Regions from separate parts of the Homo sapiens genome. Here region 1 is linked to region 2. A link is a loop called in an ENCODE intact Hi-C map of the cell type or tissue named here. Cell type or tissue: psoas muscle. All regions are shown on one strand. Each heading gives the region's core, and the rest is flanking DNA. Links, peaks and the distances in the headings are about the cores only. Region 1 overlaps LINC02005 (long intergenic non-protein coding RNA 2005). Region 2 overlaps LOC107986098 (a long non-coding RNA gene).

Evidence for each region. A loop is a pair of places that touch in the nucleus more often than their neighbours do. Peaks named below come from ENCODE experiments on the same cell type or tissue, not always from the same donor. Only the 100,000 strongest peaks of a DNase experiment are listed, where the experiment ranks them.
Region 1: it touches region 2 in a loop (4-fold over the local background); 30 of 110 quality-filtered maps call a loop at or near these places.

The regions. Positions count from the first base shown.
Region 1 is chr3:73,853,677-73,856,597 of GRCh38, reverse strand. All of the region lies in intron 2 of LINC02005 (long intergenic non-protein coding RNA 2005), which reads right to left. Among named protein-coding and RNA genes, the nearest start is that of LINC02005, 46 kb to the right of the region's middle. In psoas muscle, for the core only: no CTCF peak of the experiment used is centred there; no DNase peak of the experiment used is centred there.
Region 2 is chr3:73,099,570-73,102,490 of GRCh38, reverse strand. The region is part of intron 1 of LOC107986098 (a long non-coding RNA gene); the gene reads right to left. Among named protein-coding and RNA genes, the nearest start is that of EBLN2, 39 kb to the right of the region's middle. In psoas muscle, for the core only: a CTCF peak has its summit at 1,236 (motif pointing left); a DNase peak (open chromatin) is centred at 1,230.

The DNA.
Region 1 (2,921 bases), core at 225-2,724, 750 kb before region 2:
CTTCCCAGATTCGTAAGTCTGTTTTAGCTTCCTGCCTTTGTTCTCCCATAGCAGCCAGTTCCTCTTCTAAAATGACTCCAATCATTTCATATCATTGCTGCCTTGTCTCTCTCTCATAGTGGGATACAGGCTTCTTAAGACCAAGGACCACCTCTTGTTCTCTGTAATCTCCCCAGTGCCTGCCATATTATGAATGCTCAGTAAGTGACTGTTGAACATGGTGATGGATGGGCGAATGGGTGGATACATCTGTAAATGATCAACACACTGAAGGAAGTCACCACATAACTGTTTACCTAAGAAATGTCTATGATAATTAACATAAAGGTAAATAGTAGTCAGATTGGCTACTGTTTGTCAACTTAGATGTCAGTTATTGATTGAATTGGAATTTGTATTCCAAGGTATAATGGTAAGTTTAGTCCAAGCAAGGAGGCGGTAATTTGATGGTTACTGCTCCATTCTGTCATCTCCAGGGCCAGGCTCCCTGCCCCATAACCACAGCTCTACTTTCATCCCCATGCACATGTGTACTTTGAATACATACAACTCTAACCCAAAGTGGCTACTGCTCAGCTTTCTCCCTGTGATCTAGCCTCAGGCAAGGAAGCAGCTGGAGCTCCTCTGCTGCTCCTTTACAATTCTTTACACCATGCTAATGGGAAAACAAGGCAAGTTATAAAACACCATTCACTGTAGGACCCCACTTGGGTTAAAAAAAGAAAGAAAGTCTCTTACATGTGTGTAAAAAAGATAGAAAGGGCATGCCCAAATGATAATGGTAGGTATTTCTGGAAGTAGACAGACGACAGATGGAGAATTTTCTGGCTTTTTATCCCTATTTCCTAATCTTTTCTATAACTATACTAGATTTCTGATAAAATAAAAACAACACTTAAACAATAGCAATTCTGAATTCACAGCAACAATTGTGATGACTATTGCTTTATCATTCAATATATACTGCCTTTCCAATTCACAGTAAGTTCCTTGGGATCCGGTCACGTGATGCCCTGAAGTGTCAACTTCTTAGCCCTTAGCAAAGTGCTCTGCAGAGCAGGGTCTAGATAGCAAACAAATGAACTCTCAGTTTCTGTTTATAATTCGAACACTCATGCTTAGGAATTTTTCAGATTCTCCTCCCAAATTTTGTGAAAATCTAAAGGATATTTGTACATTTGGGGATTGTCAGTCCTTGGAATAATGTTGGCTTGAGGTCAGAAAGAAGAGAAAGTAAATGCCCAGTCAGTTATGCAAAAATATGCATTGATTCTGATGAGCTTTTAATGGTAATCCTTTTTCATCTTTTTTCCTCATTTTTCGTAAACACATTATTTTCCATTGCAAAGCAGACCTGTCTTCATGGTGTGTTTGTGCACAGGCTGAGAATCCAGGGAGAGACAAGGAAGCCAATGTTTACTTTTAAATTAATCCATCTCTTCTGAAAATGCCAAATGTGCATGGCCATAGCAAGACTGTCAGGGTCTTACTCAGAATGCATTTCATTAGGACTGTCATTTCTCCTGGGCTTCCAGCAGACCTGGTGAAGAGCTGACCTCAGGCCTCAAGCAGGGTCAACTTCAATCATAAATACCACAGATGAGTACAGTACAGGAGGACTATCATGTGGCTGGATCTTGAGTTGTGCCTCAAAAATTAGGGCTATGTATATATCTTCCAAATGGAATCAAGAGAGACTCCTCACACAATATGGAAAGAAACTTCCAGGAGAACAGGGAACAAAGAGTTAACAGCACAAGCTTTGCCATCTGGTAAACTTTAATTCAGTGCTGTGCTCCACTGGACCACTGTGGGTCAATGTCTCTTAACCTCATTTTCCTCATTTGTAAAATGTGGATATTGGTGGCTAGTCCACAAATTCCCTGAGAGGTTTAAAACAGATGACATGTGTGTTTCACTTAGCAAACTGGCAGTGCCCAAAAGACATTTTTATTAACATGAACAGTTGTAGCACAGCAACGTGCGATAGTTGAAGAAAAAAGCCAAAACACCATAATGAGAGAGAGGCTGTGGGTCCAATCTCTATTTTGCCACTAAGTACATCATCATGGACAGTTGTGTAATTTCTGGTTCTCAGTTCCTTCATTGGTGAAATAAATAAGTTGGCCTGACTTTAGGATTGCAAACTGGCCGACTACCGATGTGGTTTATTTGGAAATTGGAGAAATTCCCCCAAAATTGAGAAATTTCTCTAAAATACCTATATGCCTGGTTTCTAACAAAACTCAGGAGAGCATTTCCATATGGCTATAACTGAGCAGCAGAAAGCTTTTAAACAGGGCATCTACTCTCCAGTTCACCACAGTCTCCAAAAGTTCTTATACAAAGATCACCTAATTAATTTGCATTAATTTCCTGCTCCCTGTAACCATTTAGGTTTGCAACCCATGGATGAGACCAGTGGTTCTTAACTTGGGTGCATGTTAGCATCACCTGACAACTATTTAAAAAATAATAGTGCTGCAGCCTCCCCGAGACCAGTTAAATCAGAATTGTCAGTAGAGTCTGGACATCTGTATTTTTCAAACCTGTATCATTAAAAAGCTCTTCAGGCATTTGAAATCCACAACCAGGGTTAAGAACTGCTAGACAAGGTGTTTTCTATGATTGTGTCAATGAGGTAGTATCTTGATTTCATAATCATTCATTTTAATACCACTCTAGCCTACATGTATAGACAACTATTATATAAAAATTATAATATATGTTCAAAATACAACTACTATTCATTAAAACATGATGAAACACAGCAAATGAGAACCTAAGTTAATTCCGTCTGTGTCTTCCCTTTAATAGCCACAAGAATTTGGAGATTAATTTTTTGCTTATCCCCAAAATTATTTTATTTTTAAAAAAATATACAATCTTTTGTCACTTTTATGTTTTCTTTTTTGCATCTT
Region 2 (2,921 bases), core at 264-2,763:
CCAGCCTAGGAGACAGAGCGAGACTCTATCTCAAAAAAAAAAAAAAAAAAAAGCCGTCCTTCTTCCCTGCAGCACCCCCACACTGTCTGTCAAATCACCCTCTTTATTCTCCTTAGAGCACCCATCAAAAGCATCTTGGTTTTTACTTTACCTGCTCTGAGTCCACCATCCCTTCCTAGGATGAAGACTCTGTGAGGACTGGGATCTTGTCTTTCTTATTTCTTATTCCCCATTGCCTAGCACACTACCTGGGACAAGGAGCCCACAATATATGTTTGATGAATGAAAGGATGAATGAATGGAGTCACATGGACCTGGGTTCACATTCCAGCTCTGCCATTATATGACCTTGGGTAAATATTTAACGACTTTAAGCTAGCTCCTTATTTTTAAAATGAGTATGATCAAAGCTCCCACCTCACTAGATGGTCATGAAGATTAAGCAAGATGATGCCTGTCATGCCCCAATCCCAGTGCCAGCTGCAGGAAGTGTTTTGTGCAGAACAACAGGGAACAGAGGTCTTTCCAGAGGAAATCTGGCCTTTTCATGAACCAGTGCCACATTCAGTTCTTCCCTAGGCTTCCAAATCCATAATTCTACCCGGAACAGGTACACCACAGGTCTCTTTATGGCTGCTGTAGACAGTTGAAGATAATTATCAAACAGGTTCTGGGGACCAAAAATCCAACAGGTGTGGTGGTGGGTGCCTGTAATCCCAGCTACTTGGGAGGCTGAGACACAAGAATCACTTGAACCCAGGAGGCGGAGGTTGCAGTGAGCCAAGATGGTTCCTTTGCACTCCAGCCTGGGAGACAGAGCGAGACTCCATCTCAAAAAAAAAAAAAAAAAGCCGTTCTTCTTCTTCTTTACAACCCTGCTCAAAGATCAGTTTTTAACAATTAACAGGGCCTCCGAGGCAGGTTCTGACTTACTCATTAAGGCAGGAAACAAGCCTCTCTCCACCGTCCACTTACAGATTTAAATACCAATGATTACAGCCAACTAGGGCCACTCCCACAAGCTGACCAGCAGGATTAATTTTTACAGAATTTAACCATTGTTGGATGTATCTATCCTTGAATTCTCAAATTCCCAGCAAGAAAACTTTGGATTTCTTTTATTAGCTGCTGCACATGCAGAGAAGACAACTCCTACATGCATGGGGTTGGTAGCAAAGAGACTCCTCTTTCAGAACAGCCAGGAGCCAGGTTGTTCTCAAAGCATCGTGCTCCCTCTGCTGGACATTGCCTAAACTGCAACTCCAGTATCCACATCAGCCCCCTCCTGAGTGCCTGCTACTTTACCAGGGACAATGGGGACACACGACGACCTTTTTTACTCCACTGAATGAAAGATAATCCCCTGCCACATGTGACTTTTATTAAGTTATACATGGGAGGTGGGAGTGCAGACTCTTAAGATAATGAGAATTAAGGCTTTTGCCAAAATGAGGCCACACCTCGAAATCCTTTGCTGTGGATTTCAAAGCAAACTGGCACCTTGAGGGGAATGGGCGGTGGGGGAGTGTTTGGGCTTGTTTATGCTGAGCAAGAAAGGGCTTCCTGTTGCTAAGAAGGCCGGATCTGAAGCTCCCAGAGCCTCCATGGGCTGCCAACATTTCTTACACAACCCCCTTTGATGGCCTTGGCGCAAATTAATGAAACTGCACAGAGGTGATTTCCCTGGAAATCCACCGGGCTGAGAATTCAGGGAAGTTGAGGCTTGAGGCAGAAAGCTGGGGCTGGGGTGCCGCCAAGCCTGGGACAGAGGGCAGCAGGCGGACGCTTTCCCCGGGGTGCAGAGGGGGGTCCCCGGTCACTCGAATACAGGGGTGGGAGGGTGGGCCAATGAGGCCCAAAATGAGATCACTAGCAAGACCCCATCAAGCTCACTCCTTTCAACCATACGTTTAGTTGTAGACGTTGCCTGCTAGAAACAATGTCTTCCCGTCATTCTTGATAAAAGTGGATTTTCTGCTGCTAAATTGAAAAGTCCCCGACTTTCCTTCTTGTCCTCTTCTGAACAGCTCTTTCCAACCCCCCTCCCTCCTGCCCTATGGAGATTACCCCTTGTTCACCATAAATGGCCAAAACCCAGACACAAGGCTGAAGCCCGTCCATGGGAGGACAGTTGAGAGGGTGACGGCATTCCACACCACGGAATGGGCCCAGGATGGGAAAGACGGTGTGTAAGCCTCGACGCCGGGCCTGGAGGGATGGCCAGGTATACTGAGTGAGAAAAAACCACACAGAAAAGTTGTACAGTTCCATGTCAGACACCCTGTAAGTGGCCAGCAAGGTTTCTAAGTTATCTGTATGAACAAGAGGACACACCCCAAATAGTCAGCACTTGCTACTTCAAGGGAGCCACGTTGTTTGACAGGGAGGGGAGACTGGGATGTCCTTTCTACACCTGGGTGTCATGAGTCTGGTAAGAAGAGGACCCAGCTCTTGCCAGGTGGGTCCCAGATGTGCCTCCGTGGAGCCTTTCCCTCCCTCCCACCTTGATTTCCCCTTTGAGCTGTGTTGTCAGCTTTCACTGGAACATAGCTCATGGCTCGTGGCATATTTTAGCACTCATACATCAGTCCTATTTGCCCTAGGTTTTGAACTTTGTAAGGCATGGACATGTCTTTGTAGCCCCTATAACTAGGCCAGCCTAGCCTACAATACATGCTCAATAAATTCTTTCAAACTCTCTGGAATGAGAAGAAACATTCAGTAAATGTTTCCTAGCAACTGGGAGAAGTGAATGACTTAGAGCACACCACAAATGGAACTCCAATTGAATTAAAGAACTAAATAGAGAGAACCAAATACTCAGTGCATCGCTGTGGTTCTTAAATTTCAGCAGGCAGCAGCATCACCAGGAGGGCTTGTTAGTTTCTGATTGCATAGGTCTGTGGTGGGATCTGAGGTGT